Regions from separate parts of the Homo sapiens genome. Here region 2 is linked to region 1. Evidence: chromatin contacts called from ENCODE Hi-C or POLR2A ChIA-PET data. All regions are on one chromosome and are shown on one strand. Each heading gives the region's core, a stretch centred on a gene start or an enhancer-like site at or near the end of the contact. The rest is flanking DNA. Distances are from core to core; before and after follow the strand shown. Region 1 holds the start of LINC00539 (long intergenic non-protein coding RNA 539). Region 2 overlaps ZDHHC20 (zDHHC palmitoyltransferase 20).

Region 1 (4,925 bases), core at 893-3,392:
ACATGCCCCACAGGTAATTTTGTGGAAATCAAGCTGGGACAGAAGGGGTGTCTTTTTGGGAGCACAGGCAGGTGGCTCAGCTTGGTTCTCTGGGCTGGGGGCAGGGGCAGGCAGGAGGAGCAGGTGGGTCCCCCGAGGTCTCCTTTTGACGATGGGATGTAGCCTATGGGAGGGATGTGTTTCCAGGTCCTCCCTGGCCTTGTGAGACATCCCCACAGAGGCCCCTGTCAGGGGAAGCTGTGATCAGGGGTCAGAGCCTGGCACACATGTCACTGTTGACTTGAAAAAGTTGATTGAGCAAGAGAAGGGGTCTCAGTCCTCCCCTAGGCTCCCCTGTGTCTCCGTGGGGTGCCCAGGCCCTGACCACCCCCAACCGAGGCAGGCTCTTCTCTTGCACTCTGTTACCTTGACAAGCTGTCATCTGACCTCCCTCCAAAAAAAATTCATGATAACCTTCTCCCAGGGCTAATAATAATTATTATTCTATTTTTAATAATTAATATGATAATGTAATTAATATATAATTATTACATATAATAATATAAGTAAATATTAATAACTATAATATAATTAATAATTATTATTATTAAAAACAGCTGTTTGAAAGCCTTTTGATGTGAGACAGACATCCCTAGCTGTGTTTCAGCAGTACTTGTCAATCTCTGTATGCGTAGGTACCATTATCACCACCACAGTCCCCAGTTCACAGAGGAGGAGCTGAGGCCCTCAGAGGCTCCATAATGTCCCCTAAAGCCACACAATCTTGGCCCAAGATTTGCTTGGCCCAGGGGCCTGGACGCTTGATCTCATAGATGGTCTGTCCATGTAGCTTGCAACACTCAAGAAGTCCCTCTCCAGTGAGGGAGCTCTGAACCCTGGCAGTGAGGCCTCTCAGTGAGGGGGCTTCTGAGCCCTGGCAGTGAGAAGCTCTCTGTGACCAGGGGACCCACCCTGCAACCTCCCCACCATTCCATAGCTGCCAGCACCTGTGCCCACTTCGAAGCTTAACCCTGAATGATAAGAGAGACCAGGAGCCAACAGCTTTACGTACGTTACTAATGAGCCTCAGAACAAACTCACAAAAAAATCTTATTCCTACTTCACAAACAAGAAGTTGAGGATCAGAGAGGTTAACTCAAATGACAAAGTCACACAGCTTTTAAGTCCCCTGCTCTTGGCACCAGACTCAGCAGCTTTGATGTGTTTGTTCTCTTCCTCCCTGTTTTTATTGAGGGCTTCTGAGGTGCCCTCCTTCTCCATCTCCTCCCTTCTCCTTCTTCTCCTCCTCCCCCTCCCCCCCGCCTCCTCCTCCTCTTCCTTCTTCTTCTCCTCTCCCTCTCCTCCTCCTTCTCCTTCTCCTCCTTCTCCTTCTCCTTTCTCTTTTTTAAATTTAAGAGATGGGGTCCCACTCTGTCACCCAAGCTGGAGTGCAATGGAATGATCACAGCTCACTGCAGCCTCAACCTCCCAGGCTCAAGCAGTCCTCCCACCTCAGCCTCCAGAGTAGCTGGGAATATAGGCACACCTCACTACACCTAGCTAATTTTTAAATTTTTTTGTAGAGACAGGGTCTTTCTGTGTTGCCCAAGCTGGTCTTGAACTCCTGGGTTCAAGTGATCTGCTCCCCCTCAGCCTCCCAAAGTGCTAGGATTACAGGACTGAGCCACCATGCCCGGCCAAGTCACCCTTCTTGAACTTTGATTCACCAAGCTCTTCAGTCCAATTTTACACAAGTGTGAACTCAGGTGTGTGCTTGTGATTCTTTGTTCACACACAGCCAAGTTGGCACAAGAAGGTGAAACAGAGAAAGGCCTCAGTGTTTTTGGCCAAGCCCACAGAAGGCCACCTAAGCAGGCTGGATGCTGCCCAGGGCTGGGCCACAGCGTGTCCTTTGTAAGTCAGCCATCCCAGCCCCCGAACCCCACACACACACAAAGACACACACTTACCCCAGGAGCAGCCCCACAGTGCAAAGGAGCCCACACAGCGGCTAATGGCTGCTCAGGTTTGTGTGATCTGTCTGGGTTCAGGCACAACCTCCAGGGGCCTCTGGCCCAGGTTGCATCTTTCCTGCAGAGCAGAAAAAGCACAGTTAAGAAAACCCCAAGAAGGCAGTCAGTTTCCTCCCTTGAGTTTCTGGGGTGGACTTCCGGCAGAGTTTTTGGAGGACTGACTGTTGCAGTTAAACAATGTGTCTGGCAAGAAGCGAGACTTCCTCCCTTCCTGCTGCCTGGCTCATGGGGCTGCAGCCTCCTTCTGGAGGTGGCAAGAAAGAACTGTGGAGTCCGCGATCTAAGGGATCCCTGGCAGCCCACGGCAGCCAGAGAACCACATCCGCTGGAGAACTCTAGGTTCTCTACGGCCTCTTGTTACTGCCAGTGCTTGTGTGGCTTGAGGTGGGTAATGCGGCAGCCTCCTGCAGCTAGCCCAGGACTGGGCAGCATGGGGCCAGGTAGTTAGTGTAGGAGAGTGAGCCCAAGCTTGGAAAGCAAGACTTGGCTCTGTCACTGGGCAACCGGGCAACCTTTTTTTGGTTTGGTTTTGTTTTGTTGTTTTTGAGACAGAGTCTTGCTCTATTGCCCAGGCTGGAGTGCAGTGGCATGCTCAAGTCCTGCCTCCCTGGTTCAAGCGATTCTCCTGCCTCAGCCTCCTGAGTAGCTGGGACTACGGGCATGTGCCACCACGCCTGGCTGATTTTTATATTTTTTATTGACGGGGTTTTGTCATGTTGGCCAGGCTGTCCTCAAACTCCTCCCCTCAAGTAATCTGCCCTCCTCGGCCTCCCAAGTGCTGGGATTACAGGCATGAGCCACTGCGCCCAGCCTGGGCAACCTTGAAGAAGTTACTTAGCTTCTCTGAGCCTCAGTTTCCTCATCTGTATAATGGAAGCAATAGTGTCCGTTTTGCAGGGCTAGTATGCCTGGTAAATGAGAATCCTCATAAGAGCCTAGAAATAATAGTGTCATAATGCAGGTGGTTCTACTATTACCAGTGACTAGTATTTGTTGAACACTGACCATAGACTAAGTTTTGTACTGAGCGTTTTATATTTATTGTCCCATTTAGTCCTCCAAAAAATCTAATGAGATATGACCATCCCCAGCTTACAAATAAGAAAACTGAAACTCAAAAAGACCAGCAAGTGACCCCAGAGAACTGCACAAGGATCTGCAGAGAGTGAGCAACAGGAGCCGAAGCCGTGGGCTCATACCAGGCTCTCTTCCTGCCTCTTAAGCCCATGGCACATTTGGAGGGTGCTACCTGAATTGAATGGGTGTGCCTGTTGTTTTGAAGTTGGGGTCTACGGCCATACCACCCTGAACGTGCCGGATCTCGTCTGAAGTTGAGGATAGGCATCATCTTTCACTTCAAAATGAAGAAACGGAGGCATTGGGAGGTTAAGTCACACATAGCCAGCAAGTGGCAGAGAGTGAAAGGAACCAGCATTGATGAGCGCCTACTGTATGCCAAACACTGTGCTTACTTCAAGATCCTGTGATCTGCTGGGTGGTTTTGGAGATGTTGGAGTTTCATTGACTTCCTACACTGCCCTGAAGAGGTCTTATTAGTATTAGCCCCATTTTACAGAGAAGGGAACTGAAGCTCCGTGCATGTAATTAGACTCCGAAGGCTGTTGATGGATGGGGAAGGAGAGGGTCCCTCTCTGCTTTTAAGGAATGCATGGACAGTTATGATTCTGGCCTGAGAAGGAAATGGAAGGGGCTCTGTGCCCGTCCCACATATCCTGCCCCACACCCAGGGCCTCATGGATCCCACCAGGGGAGGCTCCTGGCTTCCCAACAGAGGAAGGCATCACTTCAGAAAGGGCTGTCCCCTCAGGCCTTCTGTAGGTGGCCGGTGGGGTCTAAGTGTGTGTGCCCTTCACTCCCCGCTTCATTCCCCTCATCCTCCCTGTGCTCCTGTAATGCCCACTGGACCACTGGAGAGCCCCCGCAGACGGCAAACAGCAGCAGAGCACACAACCAGCCCTCTCAGGTCTAGTAAAAGTGAGCTTCCTACAGAAATGCACAGGGGACTGAGATGAGAGTCGAGCAGGCCTGGAAGGATCCCGGGGAACAAACAATGCTGCAGGGAAGATGGAGGCCCCCTCGGCAAGCCGTCCTTTCTGGCCCCCGAGGAGCCCTGGGGTGGACCCTGGTCACTGTCTTGAACATGTGACTCTAGTCTTTTTCCTCATTTTCAATATCAGTAAAATGAACTTAAGCATGTGTTCCACAATGCGAAGGTTTATTGATTTATAAATTCTATAAATGTGCTACTGAGCTAATAAATGCATCACAAATGACATAAAAGTTGATATTTTACTAGGATAATAGGAAATCACAACTAGAATTTCTGATATCTTCTTCCTACGCCCCCAGCATTTTGTGGTGTGCCCCCTCTGGGCCTTGGGAAAGTGATACAGAGCCTGCAGAGCCTGGTACTATGCTAGGGTCTGGCTGTAATGGGACACTGCCCTTTCCTGCAAGAGGCCATTGAGCAAGGCATTTGGCACAGGCTTTGGGGTCAGACAGAAGTGGGTTCTGATCTCATCTCTGCCTCTGAGGAGCAGTGTGGCCTGGGCAATGACTTACCACCTGGAGCCTCCATTTCCTCATCACAAAATGGGGGAGATAATCTTCCTGTGCAGAGGTGATGAGATGATGACTGCAAAGACACAGCACGGTGCGTGCCACAGAGGAGGTGGGGTTCAGTCGATAGTCCTGAATCCTCCTGCTTACCAACGAGCTCCCGGTTCCCACCCATGCCAGGGAGGTCAGTAGGCAGCCTGGGTGCCTGAAGGTCCGTCCTAAGGATGAAGTCTAAATGGGGAGAACGGATGACTTGGGAGAGACGTCCCCACAGCTCCTCCTTGGCTCTGGGCACAGCCTTTCCCATGAGTGGTAAGTCGCGTTCCTATGGCT
Region 2 (4,925 bases), core at 653-3,152, 91 kb after region 1:
CATTTTAAAAGGAAGATTAAATACCTGATAAGTTGATACCGATATTTCCAATTAAAATTAAAGTCTACAGGGTTTTTACTTAACATCTTCTATCTCACATTTGTATCTCCTTTTTCCATTGAGAATTCTGGTTCTCAAGGACACAAGGGATGAAGAATTAGAATACCCCATATTGCTTACCCAATAATCTCGAGATAATGACAATAACACTGCCAGTAATATGATTACTTAAAAGTTTGAATAATTTTTTCATATATTCTCTCTCCATTCTCTAGTAGTTGTGCTGAATCAAAATTGTTAAAGCATATAGTATCCATTACAAACATTATTCCTCATTTAGTCTTAGTCTTGGGTCCACAAGAAAATAAATATTTAATGTTCATATTAGAGTTTAATTTGTATCTCTGCAGTCAATTTGGTTGTCTGAAGCTCATTGTCATTCTCTAGCAAACTAGTTTTGCTACAGATACTGTTCATGTTCTGTTTTTATGCAGTGATTTGGAGTGACTCAAAAATAATGTACTATTACCACCATCTTCCCTAAATCCATATGATGATGACTTTTTGAAAAGATCAGGCCAGATGTCTTGTGAAATGTCCTACAAATTCTAGAAATCGCTACCCATTAGCACACAGAGACATCCTTTTTTTTTTTTTAAAGCATTGCACAATATTCCGTTGTGTGGATATTCCAGTTATACAATCAGCCTTCTATTGATGGGCATCTGTGTTGTCGCCAATCCTTTGCCACTACAATGTTGCAATAAATAACCTTGTGCATGTGTTGTTTATTTGTGGAAGTTTATCTTCAGTGTAGATTCCTAACAGTGGGATTACTGAACCAAAAGTAAATCTGTCCACCATGTCTTTAGCTTTTTGCAAAAACCCTTTTATACGGGTTGTACCATTTTATACTTCTACCAGCAATGAATGAAACTGACTGTTTCTCTGCAGTCTACTCAATGAAGTTTTCAATCTTTTGGTATGGCAGGATAATTTTACCTCGTATTTATCTTATAAGTGAGGGTCAGTATCTTTTCTTATGCTTATGTGTCATTTTCATTTTTTTTTTCCTGTGAAACATCTGCTTACTTTTTTGTTTGTTTGTTTTTTCTATTGTGCTTGGTGATTCTGAGATGTTAGAGGCTTTCCTCATTGCCTTAAGATCATCCACCCATATTTTCTTCTAATGCTTGAATGTTTCCATTTTTTATATTCATTCTTGGTCCCTGTTGAAATGACCAATTCCAGGGGCAGGAAAAGTATCAAACAATGCTGAAATATATTGCCAGAAAGAAAGGAAGTACTAAAAAAACAATAAGGACACATCAAAGCACACAGAAACAAGATGGAAACTGGCTCCTACTGGCCAAATCTGGGACAAATTGAACAATAAAATACGTGTTAGATTATAATTCACAAAATAGAATTTGCCGGTGCATGCTGATATATGTGAGTGAATCAATAAATAAGTAAATGGGAGAAGGATAATCTCTTCCATACAGTAGAATTCTAACTAGTAAATGTAGAAGAAATCATGGAATTAGAAAACCACCATTTGGCAACCAGGACAGTAATAACTGTTTCAAGCAAGAATTCTCAATAGATGCTAAAAGGAGTAAGTGAAAGTAATAACAAACAGATTATTCACAGGGTTTCAAAATGTCTCCCAATAAGAAATGACTCAGGTTGGGTTCTCTGGAATCAGATGCTAAGACAGAGTTTGGGGTGCAATGTATTTACTAGGGACCAGCATATGTGAAAGGAAGGGGGAAGAGGTATAATTGGGCTAAGGGAGCAATCTCACTGCAATATAGTCCTGGCTTCAGCAACCGGCAGGGAGCTCTGAAGTGGGCAGTTCCACCCCATCTCACTCAGGCATTGTGTGCAAGCTGCACCAGGAAGGGTGTGACCTTGGGTGATATGAGTCATGCAGAAAGTGCTGGAAGCTATCTGCTGACTGCACTGACCAAAACTGAGCAACAAGTCCTTCCTCAAAAAGGAATCCGTGTGATGTGGTGGTCTAATAGAATATTAATTACAAAGAAAAACTGTACCTTTATAGAATGGAGAAACATAGCACACACTACCTTGGGTGTTGATCAACATTAATGGTCCCCAAAATGTTATAATGACACAGCATTACTTCTGTGACATTCTTGCTGAAAATACATATAGGCACATCTCATAAGGTGCTTTGATTTATTGTGCTTTGCAGACATTATGTTTTTTACAAATCGAAGGTTGTGGCAACCCTGCATTAAGCAAGTCTATCTGTGCTATTTTTCCAACACTTTGTGCTCACTTTGTGTCTCCGTGTCACATTTTGGTTAATTCTCACAGTATTTCAACCTTTTTCATTATCATAATATCTGCTCTGGTGCTCTGTGATCAGTGATCTGTGACGTTACTATTGTAATTGTTTTGGAGTACCACCAACTGCATCCATATACGATGGAAAACTTAATAAATGTGGTGTTTCTACCACTCCACTGACCAGACATTCCTCTATCTCTCTCCGTCTCCTTGGGCCTCCCTATTTCCGGAGACACAACAATACTGCAATCAAGCCAATTAATAATCCTACAATGGCCTCTAAGTGTTCAGGTGAAAGGAAGAGTCACACACCTGTCACTTTAGATCAACAGCTAGAAATGACTAAGCTTAGTGAGAAAGACATGTTAAAAACCAAGACAGGATAAACGCTAGGCCTCTTGGGCCAAAGTTAGCCAAGTTGTGAATGCCAAGGAAAAGTTCTTGAAGAAAATTAAAAGTACTACTCCAGTGGAGTGGCACTAACTTTGGCCCACGTTGTGTACGTGTACCCTAGAACTTAAAGTATAATAAAAAAAATTAATTTTAAAAAAAGTACTACTCCAGTGAATAGATGAATAAGAAAGTGCAATGAGGCTGATACAAAAAAAGTTTGAGTTTTCTAGACAGAGAGCCAAACCAGCCACAAACATTCCCTTAAGCCAAAGCCTAACTCAGAGCAAAGTCCTAACTCTCTTTAATTTTGTGAAGGCTGAGAGAGATGAGAAAGCTGCAGGAAAAAAGTCTTAAGCTAGCAGAAGTTGATTTATGAGGTTTAAGGAAATAAGCCATCTCCATAACACAAAAGTACAGGACGAAGCAGCAAGTTTTTATGTAAAAGCTGCAGCAAGTTATTCAGAAGATCTAGCTGAGATAATTGATGAAGGTAGCTATATTAGTCCATTTTCACACTGTGAAATTTGGGTGGGGACACAGAGCCACGCCATATCAGTGGCTACACTAAATAACAGATGCTCGCTGCAGATGAAACAGTCTTTTATTGGAAGAAGAGGTCACCTAGAACTTTCCTAGCCAGAGAGAGGAAGTCAATGTCCAGCTTCAAAGAATAGGGAGACTCTTCTCAGGAGCCAATGTAGCTGGGGACTTTAAGTTGAAGCCAATGCTCATTTACCGTTCCAAAAACCCTAGGGCTCTGAAGAATTATGCTAAATCCACTCTGCCTATGCTCTAGAAATGGAACAACAAAACCTGGGTGACAGCACATCTGTTTACAGTATGCTTTACTGAATTTTTTTTTTTTTTGAGATGGAGTCTCACACTGTCGCCCAGGCTGGAGTGCAGTGGCACAATCTCAGCTCACTGCCACCTCCACCTCCCGGGTTCACGCCATTCTCCTGCCTCAGCCTCCTAAGTAGGTAGGACTACAGGCGCCCGCCACCACGCCTGGCTAATTTTTTGTATTTTTAGTAGAGATGGGGTTTCACCATGTTAGCCAGGATGGTCTCGATCTCCTGACCTCGTGATCTGCCCGCCTCGGCCTCCCAAAATTCTGGGATTACAGGCGTGAGCCACCGCACCCAGCGGCTTTATTGAATATTTTAAGCCCACTGTTGAGACCTACTGCTCAGAAAAAAGATTCCTTTCAAAATATTACTGCTCATTGAAAATGCACTTTGAAACCCAAGGACTCTGATGGAGATGTACAAGGAGATTCATGTTGTTTTTATGCCTGCTAACACATCTATTCTGCAGCCCATGGATCAAGGAGTCATTTCAACTTTCAAGCCTTATTATTTATTTAAGAAATACATTTCATAAGGCTATCGATGCCACAGTGATTCCTCTGATGGATCTAGGCAAACTACATTGATCACCTTCTGGAAAGGATTCATCATTTCTAGATGCCATTAAGAACACTCGTTTTTCATGGGAGGAGGTCAAAATATCAACATTAACAGGACTACAGAAGAAGCTGATTCCAGTCCAAGATCATGGATGACACTAAACAGTTCAAGACTTCAGTGGAGGAAGGGACTGCAGATGTGGTGAAAACAGCAAGAGAAGTAGAATAAGAAACAGAGCCTGAAGATGTGATGGAATTGCTGCAACCTCATGATAAAACTTGAACAGACGAGGAGTTGCTTTGTATGGAAGAGAAAAGAAAATGGTTTTTTTGACATGGCATCTATACCTGGTGAAGATACTGTGAACACTGATGAAATGACAAAAACCATTTAGAATATTACATAAACTTAGTTGATAAAGTATCAGCAGGGTTTGAGAGGACTGATACCAATTTCTGAAAGAAGTTCTACTGTGAGTAAAATGCTGTCAAACAGCATCACATGCTACAGAAAAATATTGTGAAAGGAAGAGTCAACAGATGCGGCAAACTTCGTTCTTGTCGTTTTGAGAAATTGCCACAGCTACCCCAGCCTTCAGCAACAACCTCCCTGATCAGTCAGCAGCCATCATCATCGAGGCAAGACCTTTCACCAGCAAAAAGATCAAGACTTGCTGAAGGCTTAGGTGACTGCTAATTGCTAGCATTTTTTTAGCAAAAAGTATTTTTTAAAGACACAATGCTATTGCACACTTAACAGACTACAGTATAGGGTGAACGTAACTTTTATATGCAGTAGGAAACCAAA

What was found. Hi-C counts contacts between places; a loop is a spot of excess contacts on that map. ChIA-PET counts read pairs that join two places held with the same protein, here RNA polymerase II (POLR2A). Pooled maps may share reads with other maps.
Region 2: a loop to region 1 is called in a pooled map, with 2.5 times the contacts of the local background. The contact joins the enhancer-like site here to the promoter of LINC00539 in region 1. A Hi-C loop is called at or near these places in 1 of 37 single-sample maps with no recorded cell type and 5 of 50 pooled maps. POLR2A ChIA-PET finds 5 or more read pairs at or near these places in 1 of 52 experiments (activated T-cell).

What each region holds. Positions count from the first base shown.
Region 1 is chr13:21,342,717-21,347,641 of GRCh38, forward strand. LINC00539 (long intergenic non-protein coding RNA 539) reads right to left here and starts at 2,143. Exons shown (of 3, transcript NR_103841.1): 1 at 1,950-2,143. It also overlaps the pseudogene MIPEPP3. RefSeq lists a silencer at 3,881-4,084.
Region 2 is chr13:21,434,134-21,439,058 of GRCh38, forward strand. All of the region lies in intron 1 of ZDHHC20 (zDHHC palmitoyltransferase 20), which reads right to left. Among named protein-coding and RNA genes, the nearest start is that of ZDHHC20, 23 kb to the right of the region's middle. Within about 2 kb of position 1,903, at least 26 of the 41 ENCODE cell types and tissues checked have a DNase peak (open chromatin) inside an H3K27ac peak, as active enhancers do.